Regions from separate parts of the Homo sapiens genome. Here regions 1, 3 and 4 are each linked to region 2. A link is an interaction called in ENCODE POLR2A ChIA-PET data of the cell type or tissue named here. Cell type or tissue: MCF 10A. All regions are shown on one strand. Links, peaks and the distances in the headings refer to the core of each region. The heading gives the core; the rest is flanking DNA.

What was found. ChIA-PET counts read pairs that join two places held together with the same protein. Peaks named below come from ENCODE experiments on the same cell type or tissue, not always from the same donor. Only the 100,000 strongest peaks of a DNase experiment are listed, where the experiment ranks them.
Region 1: POLR2A ChIA-PET joins it to region 2 with 5 read pairs; 1 of 35 experiments calls an interaction of 5 or more read pairs at or near these places.
Region 3: POLR2A ChIA-PET joins it to region 2 with 5 read pairs; 2 of 35 experiments call an interaction of 5 or more read pairs at or near these places.
Region 4: POLR2A ChIA-PET joins it to region 2 with 5 read pairs; 1 of 35 experiments calls an interaction of 5 or more read pairs at or near these places.

The regions. Positions count from the first base shown.
Region 1 is chr5:143,132,005-143,136,943 of GRCh38, forward strand. ARHGAP26 (Rho GTPase activating protein 26) reads left to right here. Exons shown (of 23, transcript NM_001135608.3): 19 at 1,963-2,101. Among named protein-coding and RNA genes, the nearest start is that of ARHGAP26-IT1, 58 kb to the right of the region's middle. RefSeq lists a silencer at 2,971-3,080. In MCF 10A, for the core only: no CTCF peak of the experiment used is centred there; DNase peaks (open chromatin) are centred at 1,897 and 2,467.
Region 2 is chr5:143,493,299-143,498,237 of GRCh38, forward strand. No RefSeq gene overlaps it. Among named protein-coding and RNA genes, the nearest start is that of NR3C1, 92 kb to the left of the region's middle. In MCF 10A, for the core only: no CTCF peak of the experiment used is centred there; DNase peaks (open chromatin) are centred at 1,073, 2,023 and 2,693.
Region 3 is chr5:143,682,415-143,687,353 of GRCh38, forward strand. No RefSeq gene overlaps it. Among named protein-coding and RNA genes, the nearest start is that of MIR5197, 5.0 kb to the left of the region's middle. In MCF 10A, for the core only: a CTCF peak has its summit at 3,200 (motif pointing left); no DNase peak of the experiment used is centred there.
Region 4 is chr5:143,247,200-143,252,138 of GRCh38, forward strand. No RefSeq gene overlaps it. Among named protein-coding and RNA genes, the nearest start is that of ARHGAP26-IT1, 57 kb to the left of the region's middle. In MCF 10A, for the core only: no CTCF peak of the experiment used is centred there; a DNase peak (open chromatin) is centred at 2,172.

The DNA of each region.
Region 1 (4,939 bases), core at 276-4,275, 360 kb before region 2:
GAAGTTAGGAGTTTTTTCTTGCTTTTACTTGGTTTCCTTCTCTTCTTATTCCCTTGCCCCAGTTGAACTCAGCTACGTGTAGTGATTCAGTTTATCTTGTTGAAAATTTTCAGTCCTCTAGGGAAGATATGATACTGCTGTTTTCAGACAGCTGTGTTTCGGAGTGAGACTGATTTAACCAGCTGGCTGGCATCATTGGAGCCCGAGGACCCGCCAACCCATGGAGAGCAGCTGTTTGGGCTGAAATTCTCATAATTCTTATGATTTTGTTTCCTACACATCGGCTTTTGAGTTCTGTTTTTAAATGCACACAGAAAAGGAGAGAGGACCATGAGAAAGACTGATGTGTCTAGGGCCACTCATGGGTGAAAGGTGGCCCTAGACACATCAGAGACTGTTAGGAAGGAGAAAACTCAGGAGGGAGGAGACCAACTTCAAAGAATAAGAGATGGTAATGAGTGGATCCATAAATTTTGATTTTTCAATATATAGTGGGGGTGTTATGCAGCCATTAAGAATCATGTCTGAAGATTTTTTTAATGAATGAGGAAATACTGTATAATGTTAGATGAAATTATATGATACAAACAGAATAAAGAATATAATTTCAATGATGAAAAGTGTGTGTTAACATTAACTGGAATAATTCATACAAAGCATTTAACTTAGTGCCTGGTGTGGCAAGGACTCAGTAAACCATAGCTACAGGAGGGCAGACTCTCTAACCACAGAACGTGTTTGCCTCCTTCACTGTTAGACCCATAGTGCCTACTATAAAAGAGATGCTTAAAAGGTGTGTGTTGATTGAATGAATGAGCATCAGTATTATTGTATCCATTTAAAAAGGAATCTGGGGTAAAAAAAAAAAAAAAAACTGTTATCTTCTGAAATTGTATCTACAATTGTGGCTACTGAACCTCCCTGAGCCTTAGTTCTTCATTATAAAATGCTGAGGACATTACCTGTTGCTCAGGATTGCTGAGAACTGAGTGAGCTACATGAAAAGTACACAGTGTGACGACTGGTACCTAAGGGAGTCTGCAATAAGTGGTGGCTACTATAATCATGGTAAGCACCATATAAGTATTAGCTATTATAATTATTAAAGTCTGCCATACTTTTATCTGTAGAAATAAAGATGAGAGTTGTCATGATTTCTATCATTTTCTTCTCATTTTTTAGCATGAACTTTTAGAAGAATAAAAGCCCCTCCTCCAAAAAAAAAGCTTATAAATAAATAAAACCTAAATGCTAACAGTGGTTATCTCTAGGTGGTAAAATCGGGATAATTTTTTGTTTTCTTCTTGAGACTTTTCTGCATTTTTCAAATTGTCCATAGTACGTGTGTGGGTGTGTGTGTGTTACTTTTATCAAGATAAACGAGGAAAAGCTCAGCATCACAGATAACACGGAGCTGCTGAACTAGAAAAGGATGCTGCAGCTGAGGACAATTGATGAGGATTGGGAAATGGTGCCCTGCCCTGGGACCCTTTGTGAAATGTTATTTAAATACATGTTTCACAGTTTAAGAAAGTTGTGAAGTAATTGTTAAGAACTTAGAACCAATGGAGAAAAATAAAGGAATTTTTGATTCATTGGTTCTGGACAAAGGTAGTCAAAAAACTTCAAGTGCTGTTAACAGACAGTGGCTTCTATTGAGCACAGCTGCTTTCTTTTTCCCTGGAGAGAACAATAAAAAGACGCTTAGTGGAAATTGTGGCAGAAGAGGTTAGAAATGGAAGTGGGTGGTTATCAAACTCTGGGATAAGCTTCCAAACAAGAATGTTTAATGCCATTTCCTAGAAAAGTTTAAAATGAAGTCTTGAACAACTGCCAGTGGTCTTCTCGGATCTTTTCTTGCTAATTCCAAGACACTGCCAAGCTTTCCGTTGTACTGCTTCAGGCCTGTTTTCTTCCCAGTCCACAGATGTGAGTAACCTTGTTGTGAAACTTCGTTTGCAGATATTTAACACCGTGCCCGATATGCCTCTCACCAATGCCCAGCTGCACCTGTCTCGGAAGAAGAGCAGTGACTCCAAGCCCCCGTCCTGCAGCGAGAGGCCCCTGACGCTCTTCCACACCGTTCAGTCAACAGAGAAACGTGAGTCTTTGCTGCATAGGGCCAGCGTGGCATTCAGGGACATCCCATGCTACCTGCACGGCTCAGGGTGGACACTTCCAGCTTTTCTCTGTGTGCTACTGGCTTTTTGTGTCCTTGAAGACTGTATCATTGTGCCCTCCCAAGTGCCTTTGCTGAGTAACCCTGATAGGACAGGAAGCAATATTATTGAGAATGAAAGAGAAGGGCTGCCATTGAGGATTCTCTTTCCAGATCACCTGTGGACAAACAGCTGAGTCTCTTTTCCTCCTGCTCCTACACAATAAGAGCTGAGCTCAGGCACTGCTTCTTAAGCTCCCCTTTTGTTAGCAATTCCCATAGATCCAGTGTCCTTTCCTTTTCTCGGTTGTAATGAAATACCCATTAGTGTGAGTCACATGCCCTACTAGAATGTGACTCTGTGAGGGTGGGACCTTGTACGGCTTGATCTTTTACTCCACCTTTCATGGTGCCTGGCATGGAGTCGACACCTAAAAATATTTGAAATTCATTAGTGAATTAATTAGGGAACAATACCTTACTTGTTCCAAATACCAGTGTGTTATCACCACAATTATATCACATCCGTTTTTCATCTCAGGATTTCTGAGTTCTTTGCAATGATCAGGTACTGACCCCTAAAATATACAGTATTGTTTCAGCCTTTGCTCTAAGAGAGCCTCCATTTGCTCATCTGTAAAATAGGGATAATAGGACCCACTCATAGGAAGTTATGCGAATTAAATGAAATTATGCATTTCAGCATCTGGCATAAGGCCTGGGACATGGCAAGGGCCAATTACTGAGAGCAGCTACTACCATTATTGGTTACCGTTTAATCACACACAGATAACCAAGGATGGTTCATTCATGCAGCTGACGTTTACACGACACCTACCAGGGACTGGGAATATAAGCATGGGACCTTGGCTTTAAGGAGTTCAAAACTGAGTAAGGAAGGTAGACAAGTGACTACAAATGTGAGTCAGCATCACAGCTGCTTCATTAGAGATATACACATTGAGAGAGGTAGCAGAACACAGTGGTTAAACACACTCTGGCCCCAGGTCGTCTGGGTGTGATTCTGCCTCTGCTGCTCATCAGCAGTGAGTGGCTTGGGAAGTTACCTAATATCTCAGGGCCCCATTCTCCTTTTCTGCAAAATAGGGTTGATGCTTTCTATTTCATGGGGTTGTTCTGAGGATTAAGGCCCTTCAAATGTTGCCAGGAGCAGAGTCAGTGCTCAGTAAATGCTGGGTGGTAATGGCACAGGTATTGCCATCATCATCATTATTATAACTCGTTTCTGTGAGGTACAGTAAAGGGACAGAGGCAGGACAGTGAGCTACTTTGCCTTGAAGAGGAGAGGCTTCATATCTGGATTGGTATCTTTCTTTTTGTCACCAAAAAGGTGCTTATTTAATCCCCTTGTATTTCTAAAGTAGTGGCCTTCCTTACCATAACTTCTAAAAGCAAACCTTCCCCATCCCAAAACCCTTACTGCACTTCAAGATGTCATTGAATCTCATCATGTGGCTGTACCTTGGTATATTTAGCATCATTCGGGTTGTTTCAAATATTTTGCTTTTATAAGTAAAGCTACTATTAACATCCTTGTAACTAAATCTGCTCTTTTTTCATGAACATTTCTTTAGATAAATTCTTAGAATAATTTCTAGGTCAACAGATATACAACGTTTCAGGACTTTGACCCTGTCCTGGGATTGGCTTTCCTTCTAACAGTAGCCTGTGTTCCTTTTAAATATCTGGCTGGGGTCATTCTCACTGTGGTCTGCACGTGGCCTGGGCCCCTGCGAGTGTACCAGGGAACACTTGGAACAGAACTGGCCTCACTCACACCTGCTGAATGAATGAGGCATCAGGCTATGGGGTAATGTGCTTCTCAGGTTTCCAGGACAGCCACGGTCACCTAATGTTTTGTACTTATCAGTGTACGGTGTAGATTAGGAGAGGCTAGACAGTATTGGTAAATTCCCTAAGCTTAAAATAGTGCTGGGTATGTGGTTAGAATGAAGCAGAAGCAGCTTTGGAATAGGCTTTAAAGCATTCTCTGGGAGCTCATAAGAATGAAGATGGAGATCAGGAGAAAATCAGCTAGATCTTTGTCCAAGATTAATTTTATCACACAAGGCAGAGGATGAAAGTTAAGGATGTGTGAAAGCAGGTCTGTCTCAGCTGCAGAGCAAGCTGCTCTGTCCATGTCTGCAGATGGTAGACAGGGGATGCAAAAGGAGAAGACAGTGAACAATAGGGCCTTTCTCTAAATGTTAGGAAATGCTCCCTGGAAACATGACCGGAGCATACAGATATGCTCAGATATTTGTAGGGAGCCTAACTTTCCCTCCTTTCTCAGAGAATAAACATTTTAACTGCAAGTCTGTGTGTTCTTTAACTGCAATTTATATGGGTGTCTGTGTGTATATATTGGTTTGTTTTAGAGACCCCTTTTTTTCTGCGAAGCTAGCATACTATCCAAACCGGCATGGAAGGCACCCTGTGGGGGGGCAGTGGGAGAGTTGACTGGGGAAGACTGAGCTAGGAGCTGGAAGGTTCTGCTGGGACCTGCTCCCTCCCAGGTTGTAATCCAGCCACCCGTCACTGTCGGGTGAGCAGATGATAATGCACTGTGAAGTTTTCACACACTTCACCTTTCTCTTTGTCTGGTCTATGGACAAAGACAGAAAACTTTATCCTAGCACTTTGCTGAATTTACTGTTTGGCATTAAAGTACAGGTAACGATTATGCAAATGTAATAATTTGTGAAAAAAGGTATATATTTCCATATAACAGTGATTTCAGTTTGAGGCCTCCTGACACAC
Region 2 (4,939 bases), core at 466-4,465:
AATATTATGAAAATAACCATACAAAGTAAAAATATGTATGGGAATGATAGATGTCAGACTCAGGATACTATGTAATTGCTTACTGGGCCAGGGTAAGGAAATGTAATTGAGCAGGAATATATAAGAGGCTCCAACTGGATTTGTGATGTTTTATTTTTTAGCCATGTATGGTTGTATAGGTACACATATGACAATTTTTTATAGTAATGAACCTTCTACAGCCAGGCTTGTATCTAAACGTTAGCTGATTCGATCAGGAGTGGGTGGACATCTGATAAATCTAGACCAATCCTATTCTTTTTCATGTATGTGAAATATTTTCTTTTTCCCAAAAGGGAAAGGCAATAGTGCCAATTGTGGCAGACAATGCCCTTTAGCTGAAATATTGCAATTATTGTTCTTCCTTGCCATCTTCTGCCCAATACTCATCTTTCTAGCCTCAGCTGCAGTTGATGGTGTACTTGAGACACAGTTCTATGAATGAGATATAAGCAAAAGTCTTTTGGAATTTTTTCAGAGAAAGTTTTTGTATTTCTGATAATATGAACAAATCAAGCTAGTAACAATCTTCCTCTTCTTTTTCCTGCTTTGAACATTGATGAGATATCTGGAGCTCTGACAGTTATCTTGCAACCATGAGGTCAAGAAAAGGTCAAGAGAATCACAGAGATGACAGCCTTAACATCACTGGACCACTCACTCAGTGCCAGAAACTACCTGCCTCTAGACACCTTGCTATGTAAACACGAATAAATACATTTTCAACTGTTTAAGACCGTCTGGATTAGAGTTTTTTAAAAAAGGCTTTTGAACTGATACAATGGCATGTTGTAAAGAGAGATTAAGTTCCACCACCTGTTCCAGTTTGCCAATATTCCTGTTAATGAGGCACCTCAGATCGAAGGCTCTATTCCAGGAGAATCAGATTTTTATCAAATGGAGGGAGGCTGTCATTTTTTCTCATTTTAATGTATACATGTATATTATTATGTCCCAAGATCAAGCTTGCTCATTTGGTAGCCTTATAACACTGGTGAGTCATCTTAAACTTACTGCCAACTCAGGCCCCAGCATCCTTGACTAGCAGTTTGGTATTTATAAGGCAGTGTTCCTTACAGTAAGTAGAAAGTATAATCCATGACTGGTAAGCAGAGGCTCATACAGGCTAAAGTACTTTCCCCAAAGCCATGCAAGTCACAGAATTCCTTTGACCCTTCTTTCCCCTAAGAACTTCTCTTCAGTCTGCCCCCGTGGGCTCCCATGCACCCATGTTTGCATTCTTGGTCCTACCTGATTGGTTCAAGTGTGGATACCTGACTGAAGCTGTACTAGTCCTGTTGTCTCTCTGCAGTGCTTTCAAGATTGGAAAATCATTCCGATTTTTAAAGAATTCATTGCAATGGATGTGGAATGAGACTCAAAGTCCCAACATTATTTCAGAAACCTGTTAATCTTGAAGAGCAGGTATATGTAGGTCATTAGAGATAACAGTCAAAAATGTCTCCTGCTGAAATTGGTGTGTCCCCCTCATACTGTGTTGCCACCTTACCTGACTCATCCTGCTCAATACTACTGTGGATTAGGTGCTCTATGCCTTTTAGTTTCTGTCTCTCCACATTCAACCTAATATACTTCTTCCTAGGAAGAAGTGTGTGCTACCACATTATATTATGGAGTAAGAAAGTAAACATTTTTTTCCAAGTAATACATGCTTATGTCTATGTATCTGTCTCCTTATAGTAAAATCTACAAAAAGAAGGCAACAGAAATAAAACATTGTTAATTTCAATGTAAGGAAAGATTTAAGACACAAATTGACTGCAAGCTGTTAGGGACTGATTGTACCTTTGCTCCTGTGGATACTGGGAATTTTAAGGCAGTTTTCATAAATGAGAGAATTCAAGCATTAGAAAGATTTTAGGGAAGGGTCTCTGAAAAAAAAGGATAGCATCTAAAGGTTGGCCTTCTCTATATTTGCATGGGGTTAGCCTTGAGCATTTTGGTTTACGCAATAACTTGGGTGGATCTTGTACTTTCATTCCTGAAGAGTGCAGTGAACTTTTTTTTCTGAGACAGCCTACAGTTGAGTGACATGTTTTAGATTACCAGAGCCCTCAAATTTCAATTTTAACTAGCTGGAATGAGCAGACATTTTATTTTTATTGTTTGGTATAGGAACTTTGAAGAGTAATGATTCTTCTTTGCCACCGGAGTAGTCTTTAGGAAAAACAAAATAGTTAAGGTAATTTCCATAAAGAATCCTGCTCATGGCAACAGCCCCCATTGATAATTAGTCCCATTCAGAGAGATGGGTATGGAATTCAACTAACATCTTATTTCTCTACAGGAAATGTTTAGGTATCCCCCATGTTCTTGACTGTCACTTGGGACTAAGACTATTTTAGAATGTAAGGGGAAGATAGAAGAGATTTCTTGGAAGCAAAGAAAACAGCCTATTAGGGTCAAAACAATTATATGAGGAGTCCCTGTGGGTTTTGCGCTAAGTAAGCATGGCCTTATAGAAAATACAGATTGAGGCAATCAGCTCCTTCCAATTTTATGCAAGCAGTAGCAATGGGAAGTATGCCAAGAGAGATGATTAAGGATTAAACAACAGCATGGGAACTTGCTCAGAAGCTCCAAAATGTTGTCGCCAGCACCTGATATTTCTACATCCCTAACTTCTGGATTGTGAAAGGTGGTGCCCTTCTCCCAAACTCCACCCCTTAGCCCACTTACAGCTCCAGGGAAAGTTGAGGAAGAGAAAGATTCTGTCTCTATCAAATCCTAATAGGGAGCAGAGCCAAGAGAGACAGGAAGAGGCATGCTCATTTCCAACCTTTTTTGGCAAGCTCAAGCGGGAGCAAAAGCCATTGCCAATTCTATTTTTTAATACAGATTTAAAAAGGGTTGTGTCTACACATGCAAAGGGGAGTGCACAGTGCACTGTGTTAATTTAAGCAGCACAACAATTTTTTTAATAAAAAGAAAGGCTGACTATTCAGATATTTGTTTTACATTTGGTAGATCCAAATTGGGGGAGGAGACCAAAGTGCAATAATTTCTCCTCTAGTTATGCGTGTGCTTTCCAGCCCTACATTTATCGCTCTTCCAGTTCCAGGCTGGGCCAGCCAGAGACCATCCCTGGGACTTTTCAGTTTGAAGTGAGGAGAGAGAAACTCTTTCCTTTTGGAGACAGAATTGAGTTGCTAGATGTAGTGGACCATGATGTGAGCGCACTTTGGTAGTCTGAGTTGGATAACTATTAGGAGAGAGCAAGAGGCCAGGTGCGGTGGCTCACACCTGTAATCCTAGCACTTTGGGAGGCTGAAGTGGGTGGATCACTTGAGATCAGGAGTTCGAGACTAGCCTGGTCAACATGGTGAAACCCCGTCTCTACTAAAAATACAAAATTTAGCTTGGCGTGGTGGCGGGCGCCTGTAATCCCAGCTCCTCAGGAGGGTGAGGCAGGAGAGTCACTTGAACCTGGGAATCGGAGGTTGCAGTGAGCTGAGATCATGCCACTGCACTCCAGCCTGGGCAACAGAGCAAGACTGTCTCAGAAAAAAAAAAAAAAGAGATTGAGAGAGAACAAGAATGATAGTGAAAGCTAGAGAATAAAAGAGTGATTCCAATTGTATAGTTTGATGAAATGAGAAGTGAAGGAAATGCGTGTAGTTTAAAGGCAAATACACATGCTTGGGCCTGAAAAGTTAACACAAATTGGAGTTGTTTGGTAAAATGGTAGTTGAGTAATTTGGAAAAAAAACCTCATGGTATGTATAGATGCCTTTCCTGGAAAGTCATAGGTTCAATGAATTAACAAATGTTTGTGGAGGACCCTCATAGGATTAGTCATGCTAGGCTATTTGCAGGGGATCCTAGATTGTTTGATGAGAGCAGGGACCATGGCTATTTTGTTTTGGTCTGCATAATCCCTTATGGGTAGATATTGTTATTACTTTTTTTTTTTTGAGACAGGGTTTTGCTCTGTTGTCCACAGTGGAATGCAATGGTGCAATCTCGGCTCACTGCAGCCTCTGCCTCCTGGGTTGAAGTGATTCTCCTGCCTCAGCCTCCCGAGTAGCTGGGGTCACAGACAAGCACCACCATGCCCAGCTAATTTTTGTAATTTTTAGAGATAGGGGGTTTTGCCATGGTGCCCAGGCTGGTCTTGAACTCCTGGGCTCAAGTGATCCTCTCACCTTGGCCTCCTAAAGTACTGGGATTACATGTGTGACCCACTGCAGTTGGCCTGTTATTAGCATTATGTAAAGACTCAGAGAGCTTAAAACTTGCCTAGGGTCATCAGCTAGTTAGTGTGACTGCAAAGCTTGCTGGTACTGCTATTACAATGCTATCTAGACAACAGGTATAAGACTGTTGTTCTCTGGGCTGATAGAAGAGAGAAAGGAGGACAAAGGAAGAATGGTTGATTTAGAACCTTTTTAGCAACATCTATCTATCTATCTATCTATCTATCTATCTATCTATCTATCTATCTATCAGTCATCTACCTACTTCCTTATCAGGGTAAATAGCTGTAACCATTTATTGAATGCTTGTATGTGCAAGACTCTATGGTATTTTATCTCATTATATCCTCACTTCAAAATAGATAATATTGCCCCATTTTATGGATGAGGAAACTGAGACTCAAAAGATCACACAGTGGATTAGTGTTAGACCCAAGATTTGACAGTGGGTTTGTCTGACTCCAAAGTCACCACTCTCAACTATTTTCTACACTGCTGCCCTGACAGAGGAGTTTCTAAAATAGTCTTGCTTCTCTCTTCTAGTCAGTGAATATTTCCCACAGTCTGTTTCCCCATCATATTTTAAAAGGCAGTTTTACATTCCCCATGAAAAATTTGTGCTCCAAAGATTATATATAAAGAAACATTCATTTATATAGTCAGTGTTACATTTAACAGCCTTT
Region 3 (4,939 bases), core at 530-4,529, 190 kb after region 2:
TCTGCTGTTGGCTGGTAACTGTTTCCAATAACAGACAAGCTGCATCAATGCAGGGTTTGGAATGCAACGTAGGACATAGCTAGGGGCCTCCTTGTTTTCTGTCACTAGGGTGGAGGGGGCCCTAAGGCAGGGCCTGGGTGGGCCTCTCTTCCTAATAACTCTTCTAATGAATCTCATAGCTGTCCTGGGAATTAGTTCTACCTTCTTCCTATCCATGGTAGGATTGATTTCCTTAATAGCCAGTGACTGCCTGTCATTAAGAGCTCTGGGACAGGGAAGAATGGGGACAACCACAGACCTCCTCCCTGCAAAATATGTTCAGTGATTGTGACTCACTGCATCATCTGGCCCCATAGAGCAATTTTCCAAATATTTCTCCTCAACATCTCTTTCCATCAAACTAAAATGTCAATTTTTTTTTAAAGCTCTGATTAAAGGATAAACAGTTTCATAATGGGATTTGAAAGCCTGGGCAATCATATCATTAAAAAAAAATTGGCTGCCAAGCAGCTTGCTCAAATGACACCAGGCACATTGCCTAGTGAACTTTAGGTGAATAGGCGATGGAGTCTGTCTGGGCCTGATTTGCAGAGACTTCTTAAAGAAGGGAATCTGCTGCAGGCATGCAAACTACAGCAAGACTGAGCTGTGCATGGCTAGTTTTAGGGAAGGCTCCAGCTTGGGGAGCTTGGAAGGTGGTCTTTATCAGCCTGCCAAGATATCTGTGTGGAATCACGCCCACCATTTCTTCTCCCAAAGAGACAGATGAACAGACTCCACTATGACCAATGCAATATGGTGAACAGATGTTTGCCTCACACAGCTGAAGTGAGCTGGCTTTCCAGAGATTTAAAGGAAGGAGAAGGTGTCTTGGGAACAGTGTTCCCAATATTATGATCCCAATCATAACTCATTGCTACCACTCCAGGATAGGGGGGCAGGGGCGGAATATAGTTCTGTGTCATCCACCAGTGGCTCCTCCGGGTCAAAATCCAGATCCAAGAGAATGTAATTCATGAAGCGATATTTACTAGATAGCTTCACCTGGGCTGACTGTGACATCACTAGCATGTTTAACCCTTCATTTACATTTACTTATCCACACTCTACCCTGACTCATATCCTTTGTTTCCATAATAAACTTTTAGCAACTATTGACATTCATCTTTCCCTGAGCTCACCTTTTTCCTGAATTGACCCCAACAACCTGTGAGACGGCCAAAGGCTTTTGCCTAGTCTTTGAGTCAGCTGAATACACAGATGCCTGAACCTATGCCAGTGCATCTTTATCATATTTGTAGTCCACCTGCTCTTTGTTTATCAGCTGTCTGTACACACATAAGATAACTCTGCATTCTCCTTACTTGAGTTGCATCAGTCAGTAGTGTCTTTTGTTACTGCCTAGGGTGAGCAAAGAACATTACCTATAGTGAATGAGGAACACCTTTGTTCATGCCACAAAATCCATTTTGTCTTTTTTAAGAATGCACCTCACTTTAAGTAAACTTAATATATGAAAATTTAGATTCCAGTAAGAAAATTCAAGTTTCACATAGCTTTTCAGGACCTCACTTGGCTACACAGAGCAGTGATTCTCAAGGAGGTTGATTACACCTCCTCAGAGATGCTTTAAAAATTTGTGGGCTGGGCACGGTGGCTCACGCCTGTAATCCCAGCACTTTGGGAGGCCGACATGGGCGGATCACGAGGTCAGGAGATCGAGACCATCCTGGCTAACATGGTGAAACCCCGTCTCTACTAAAAATACAAAAAAATTAGCTGGGTGTCGTGGTGGGCAACTGTAGTCCCAGCTACTCAGGAGGCTGAGACAGGAGAATGGCATGAACCCAGGAGGCAGAGCTTGCAGTGAGCCGAGATCATGCTGCTGCACTCCAGCCTGGGCAACAGAGCAAGACTCCGTCTCAAAAAAAAAGAAAAAAATTGTGGTGGCATTTTTGCTAGTCTGAATGATTGAAGTGATGTGACTGGCATTTAGTGAGTGGGCCTCAGGGAGGCTAGATAGGATAGTTTTATACAACAAAGAACTGTCCCAGCAGGCATCCTAGAGTCTCAAACTTAACTCTTTCAGACATAATAAAAAATATTGTATACAGGTTTAATATAGTCTAAATTTTTCAGGAATGCAACTACTTTATAAATCAAAGGAGATTGTATTTGATTTGTTTGGAACTTTACCAAGAGGTTTTCATCATTTGGGGGAAAAAAAATCACATCATGGACAGCAATGCAATAAGAGGTTTTCAAGTGTCCAATGTAACACACCTGCATCCATCTGCATTGGGCTGTGCATTCATGGTAATACTATTAGTATTAGTAATAGCAATATCCATGGTAATAAACTGTGTCTTTTTTTTTTTTTTTTTTTGAGATGGAGTCTTGCTCTGTCACCCAGGCTGAAGTGCAGTGGCGTGATCTCAGCTCACTGCAACCTCCACCTCCCAGGTTCAAGCGATTTTCCTGCCTCAGTCTCCCAAGTAGTTGGGATTACAGGTGCATGCCACCACACCCGGCTAATTTTTGTATTTTTAGTAGAGACAGGGTTTCACCATCTTGGCCAAGCTGGCTTTGAACTCCTGACCTCATGATCCACCCGCCTTGGCCTCCCAAAGTGTTGGGATTACAGGCATGAGCCACCGTGCCCAACCTAAACTGTGTCTTTTAAAAACTGTCTTCTAGTGTTGTCATGCCTGAGGATTTTACTGATGAAATGTGTTATTTTATTACAAATTACTTTTATCTCTCTTTCATATTATATATAGAGTACTTATTTTAAAAATTTTGTATTGGTTATATAATCTATAAATTTCTGTGTAGGATTGTAAAGAAACTGTTATTACCTTTTATATATACAAAGAGGACTTTAGGTTTTATGGAGATGAGAACCATTGGCCTAAAGCAACATCTGTCAACTATTCAGACAGAAACATTTTCCATTTGCACAAATAGAAGTGATTTCCTCTGTGCTAGATGAAAACAGTGGGGCCAAGATTTTCAACTTGTGTTATGGAAAGTCTGGAAAATGTGCTCTATTCAACAGGACTTTAATTTAGTCCGCCACTGATCAAACAATTCCTTTCTATGCCTAGCTTATTTTCATTCCAATATTTATTGATTCTATCACTGTGCTGGATATTGCAAGGATTAAACAACTCAGGGCCCTGACTATCTGGAAGCATAGACTGCCCTCTCTTGGAAGGCAATCTGCATGAAGAAAGGCATACTTCACAAACTTGGTACCCACAACTTTGACACCCAGGGCATCAAATGATGTTTCTTTTGATGAAAATTCTGAAATGCCCCTGAACCTTTCTTACAACACCATCAAGGTAGTTAACATGCAATGCTGGGGTTCTCTAAATCACAAATATCAGGTGGCCGATAAGGACTATATATTCTAAAAGAGAAGAGGAACGAATTGACTTAGAGGAGTAGGAGGAGGATGGGCTTTGGAGTTGGGTAGATCTGGGTTCATAGCTTGGCTCTACCACTTACTGTCTTACCTTGGGAAGGCTCAATTTCCTCCTCCCTAAAATGGTCATAATACCATCCGCATCACTAAGCTGATTTGAGGGTTAAATTAAGTCATAAACATAAAGTCATGGGTAGAACACCTGGCATATAAAAGGGACCAGACAAAATGTGTGAATCACCATCATCCCCCTTTCCTTGGGAGCTCTTAGATAAATCCTAGGACATGAGAATCAAAAGCGACCTTAAAAATGATCTAGTCAAATGCTCCACTAGACTACATAAATCTTCCTCTGTAGATTGTGAATGAAAAACTTCAAGCCTGCATGTTTTCTTCTCTTGATCAGTGTTAGCTAATTCTATTTTGGTTACCTAAATATCTTAAGAGTTGTAGAAAACAGAGATATAGATCAATGGAACAGAACAGAGCCCTCAGAAATAACGCCGCATATCTACAACTATCTGATCTTTGACAAACCTGACAAAAACAAGCAATGGGGAAAGGATTCCCTATTTGATAAATGGTGCTGGGAAAACTGGCTAGCCATATGTAGAAAGCTGAAACTGGATCCCTTCCTTACACCTTATACAAAAATTAATTCATGATGGATTAAAGACTTAAATGTTAGACCTAAAACCATAAAAACCCTAGAAGAAAACCTAGGCATTACCATTCAGGACATAGGCATGGGCAAGGACTTCATGTCTAAAACACCAAAAGCAGTGGCAACAAAAGCCAAGATTGACAAATGGGATCTAATTAAACTAAAGAGCTTCTGCACAGCAAAAGAAACTACCATCAGAGTGAACAGGCAACCTACAAAATGAGAGAAAATTTTTGCAACCTACTCATCTGACAAAGGGCTAATATCCAGAATCTACAATGAACTCAAAGAAATTTACAAGAAAAAAACAAACAACCCCATCAAAAAGTGGGCAAAGGATATGAACAGACACTTCTCAAAAGAAGACATTTATGCAGCCAAAAGACACATGAAAAAATGCTCACCATCACTGGCCATCAGAGAAATGCAAATCAAAACCACAATGAGATACCATCTCACACCAGTTAGAATGGCAATCATTAAAAAGTCAGGAAACAACAGGTGCTGGAGAGGATGTGGAGAAATAGGAACACTTTTACACTGTTGGTGAGACTGTAAACTACTTCAACCATTGTGGAAGTCAGTGTGGCGATTCCTCAGGGATCTAGAACTAGAAATACCATTTGACCCAGCCATCCCATTACTGGGTATATACCCAAAGGACTATAAATCATGCTGCTATAGACACATGCACACGTATGTTTATTGCAGCACTATTCACAATACCAAAGACTTGGAACCAACCCAAATGTCCAACAATGATAGACTGGATTAAGAAAATGTGGCACATATACACCATGGAATACTATGCAGCCATAAAAAATGATGAGTTCATGTCCTTTGTA
Region 4 (4,939 bases), core at 308-4,307, 250 kb before region 2:
AAAAATATTTTGTGTGTGTGTATACATAAGTGTATGGATGTATCTATAGATAGATAGATAGATAGATAGATAGATAGATAGATAGATGATGACTGATTGATAGATAGATAGTAGGTGGGTAGGTGGATGGATGGATGGATGGTTAGATGGTTGGATGGATGGATATATAGATAGTAGGTGGGTGGGTGGATGGATGGATGGTTAGATGGCTGGATGGATGGATGGTTAGATGGCTGGATGGATGGATGGATAGATAGTAGGTGGGTGGATGGATGGATGGTTAGATGGTTGCATGGATGGATGGTTGGATGGATGGATGGATGGACAGATTGATAGTAGGTGGGTGGTGGCTAGATGGATGGATGGTTAGATGGTTGGCTAGATAGACAGTAGGTGGGTGGATGGATGGATGGATGGATAGTAGGTGGGTAGGTAGATGGATAGCTAGATAGTAGGTGGATGGGTGGATGGATGGATGGATGGTTAGATGGTTGGATGGATGGATGGATGGATGGATGGATGGATAGACAGTAGGTGGTCGGGTGGGCAGATGGATGGATGGTTAGATGGTTGGATAGATGGATAGATAGGTAGCAGGTAGGTGGGTGGATGGATGAATGGATGGTTAGATGGTTGGTTGGGTGGACACATAGATAGATAGATAGATATGCTATATTAGTTTCTAGGGTTGCTGTAACAGTGTGCCACAAACTGGAAATTTATTATCTCACAGCTCTGAAAGCTGGAAGTCTGAGATCCAGGTGTGGGCTGAGTAGGTTTCTTCTGAAGATTGTGAGGGAGAATTTATTCCATGCCTTTCTCCTAGCTCCTGGTGGTTTTCTATCAATCTTTGCCAGTTCCTTGGCTTGTAGAAGCATCACCTTGATCTCTGTCTTCATATTCATAAGGCGTTCTCCCTGTGTACCTGTCTGTCCAAATTTTCCCTTTTTATTCAGCACACCAGTCTTATTGGATTAGGGTTCAACCTAATGACCCTATTTTAACTTGATTATCTCTTTAAACACCCTATCTCCAAAGAAAATCACAGTTGGAGGTACTAGGGGTTAAGATCTCAACATTTGAATTTTGGGAAGGGCACAATTCAACCCATATACCACAGGCATCTAAGTATATGCTAATTTTTACACAAACGCTAACCCATTCTCAACACTATTCTGTGTCTTGCTTTTTTTCATTTTAATATTCTTGAAGATTTTTCTACATCAATACATAGAGACCTGCCTGCCTCATACTTTTTAATGGCTGTGTAAAACTGCAGTGAATCACATGGGAGTAAAATTATTTACTTTCATGGTGAGGGATACTTAAGCTCCGTTCTAACTTTTGTTATTACAATAAAGTTTCAATGAATGCCCTTGAACATATCAGTTCATACTTTACGTGAAGCACAGCTGTAACATATTAAAAATGGAATTGTTTGTTTATACGGTAAGTGTATTTTGATTTCAATATCTACATAAACTGTTCTTACTCAGAGAGAGGACAGAGATGAGTTTATCAGATTAGCTAACAGCCACCATGGGTCTATTTCAGGTTAAAATTCAGGACTAGGAATGGTTCATAGAAGGAAGGAGGGGGATCTTTTTAAATTGACACTCATGAGCCCCCCAGTTTGAAATGACGCCCTTGAGTTGTGCCACCAAAAAGTATTTCTCTGTGTCTGCTGCAAGACCACATCTTCACTACAGAGCCCATGGACTGAAACTGTGTCCAGAGATTCTAGAACCTTCCTGAGGCTTGAGCACAGTGTTTGGAGCAGCACTGGTAGGTGGAGAGGAGAGAGAGGAGTGAGGGACTTGGAGGGTAGAGGGTGGTGCCCCAAACACAAAAGAAGAGATGTTCCGACTAATGCGAGGCCTACTGTGCATGTCATTTCCCTTCTTGTTCTCTCTGGTTCCCTTTCTAGGAGAATGTCTGTTCAGCTTCTGTTGAACCAAACCTCCAGGTTGATTTTGGCCAGGAATCCCCACTGGGGATTCCTGGTGGAGGGCTGTGAACTTGCTGAGGATATGAAGATATCTGAAGTCAATCAATCAGATTGCAACATGACACTTTTTATCTTTTTAACCTAACTGCCAGCTGGAAACTTGGAAATCCTCCCTCAGTTTTTGCTTATTATGGGAGACTGACTCATGGACATTAACTTGCTTCCAGCCCTTTCTAGCCCTACCCTCCCTGACTCAGCATTTTAGTATCACAAAGAAGTCCAGAAGTCATGTCCTTGGTGACTGTTGAAGCTGAAGCACAAAGAAGTGAAGTGACTGACCCAACTATCTATAACCAGGAGCAGCAGAGCCTGGGTTACACATCCATTCACCCATAGGTGCATGCATGAGACTCATTCAACACACACTTATTAGCATCTACCAGGTTCCAGGCGATATGCTAACTCCTGGGGCTACAGAGTTATAATTAAGATAGACCCTCTTCCTGCTCTGTTAACACTCATGGTCCTGTAGAGAAGATAGTCATGAAAGGAATTATTTGCATTTGTAAAATGTGCACAAATAAAGAAATTAACAAAAATGAAAGATGTGAGAGCTGTGAAGGAGATATTCATGGTGCCATGAGAGTGTGGGGGGTGGGTCAGAGACTGCTCCAAAGGGGAGCTGCATTTCAGCTGTGACCTAAAGATGTCTCCATCCATGAAGAGGCTTATTGCTGAGGTGCCCTCTTCCCTTGGACCAGAAAAGTAGGACAAAAAACCATTCCTCTCACTGACCACTCCAGACTTAAACAATGAATGAGAAAATTCCCTGGCAAGACAGGTAGCTAGCCATGTCCTGCTGAAGAAGCCTAATAGAGGGACTTTCCTGGCCCAGGAATAGTTTGGAAGATTCTTTATAAATGACTAAAGGACTATTCACTGCAAGTTCTAGCTTTCCTGCCTCTTCTCTGGACGGGGAGTTAGAACACCTTGCCTCTACTTCATTGTTAAAAAAGAAAGCTTCTAGCTCATCAGGCGTATCTAATGCTTCCTACCTGGCAATGAGGGGCCTGCTGGCCTCCACCCCAACCAGGGCAAGGGCAGCTGTGGAGGGGATTTCTTTTTTAACTGTGCTCTTGAGCCTGGCCTTCCTTAGACCCTGTTTTGTACCAGCAATAATTAAGTAATTGATGTATTCCTAGTTTGAAGACACAAGCTCAGGCCTGGGACCCAGCATGTCTGGAGCTGAGCCCAGGCATCACCAGCTCAGTGACCCAGCAAGTATCACTCGGGCCTTCCTTACTGGATCCTATGACTGTGAAAATGTGGGAAAGGAACTTATCTGTGGTTCATGAACACTGAAGAGAGAACCACTGTCTTCATTTCACTCTAGCACCATATGAAGTTGATATAATGATCTCCATTTTACAGATGAGAAAACAGAAGCATGGAGTTTTTGCCCAGAGTCACAAAGTCTGTAACTGATAGAGCTCAGATTTGAACCTGTATCTTTCAGATACTGGACCTTGCTTATAAACAGGCATCTAAGGCCAGGTGGTCAACAGAAAATAGACCTTATAACACAGTACAGGACTTTCTTCCCTCTCCACCCTTTCCTTCTTGTCCCAGGTAACTTACTTCAGCAGTTCATTACCTAGCAAGACAAAAATAATGAATATGGGCAGAAATGGGGGAGGCTGGCCTTTCTGTTTGCTTTACAACTAACCAAGGGGAAGGGCAACTCTGGGGAAAGATGTTTTGGGGGGATGGGAAATACAGTGGGGATTTGATTGTTTCCCAGTCATCTAACTTTGTGACAGAGGAGGGGCAGGTTTAGAATCTTATCCCTCATCAACACATGTGAACCTGTAACTGCCGGTGGGCCCCTCTCTCAACTGTCTCAGGAGCAGTCCCTGTAGCTTCTCCATCACAAAAGCCCCTCTGGGAGGCCAGATCATAAGATGGTGTGTGCCAGTGTGAGGTGCCACCTGGCATTTGGTGAGGTTTCTACTTCTCCAACCCCACTACTCAGTTGTGTTTAAAACAAGGACCCAGGCAAGTGCCAGTATCTTTGCATAAAAATAGGCCAGTCCTTTGAAACTGATGGCAGTTGCCAAATTTTTGAGCATGAAAGCAGTAGATGAGAAAGTTCCCTACCCATACCCACATCCAGTGGATAGCAAAAGCCCTAGGAGCAGAAATGCGCCAGGCCCACAAAGGGTTTCTGTTGAGTCTTGGTCATCTGTTTCACAGGTTCCCAGGCACTATGCTTCTCATTCTTACTGCATTGTGGACAAGTGCAAGTTAGACCTTGGTCAAATATATTCCCTCCTTCGAGTTTCGGTTTCTCACTGATAAGATGAAGTGATTGAATTAGTCTGTCTGAGATCATATGGATTCAAAATCTAAAGTTCCTCTTCCTTCTACTGCATTTGTCAGACCAAGGCAGAGTTGGGGAATGGTAGGGACAGGGCGGGAGGAGAGAGTGGGAGCAGTGTGTCCTGGGCTGGCAGTAAGGAGGTGTGTTGTCTATACAGAATTTAAACAGATAAAATCAACTAAAGGCTGGTGTCCTTCTTATTACGAGCTGGTGATTCTAAACAAGGTTATGATAAAACACTCCTCCCTGCAGGGTGGACTGATGATGCAGGGTATAATGATGAGCATACCACCCTGCTCTTGGTATGCTACTTACTGATACTCTTTGGTTGCCAGTGAAAGAAACACAACTCAGAATGGCTTCAATGAAAAGGATTTTATTGGTCCACATAAGTGAAAAGACCAGACATAATTGTGCTCAGACAGGGCTGTTTGCAGGTGCTCCATGATATCCTCAGGGATCTCCCTCTCTTCATCTCTTAGCCTCAGCCTTTCCCCTGACTGTACTAGCATCGCTCCCAGCAGCTCCAGGCCTGCACCCTATCAGCTAAGCTACCTCAGTGAGTCTCACTGACCCAAAACTTTCAGCAAAAGTTTTGGGCTTTCCCCTGG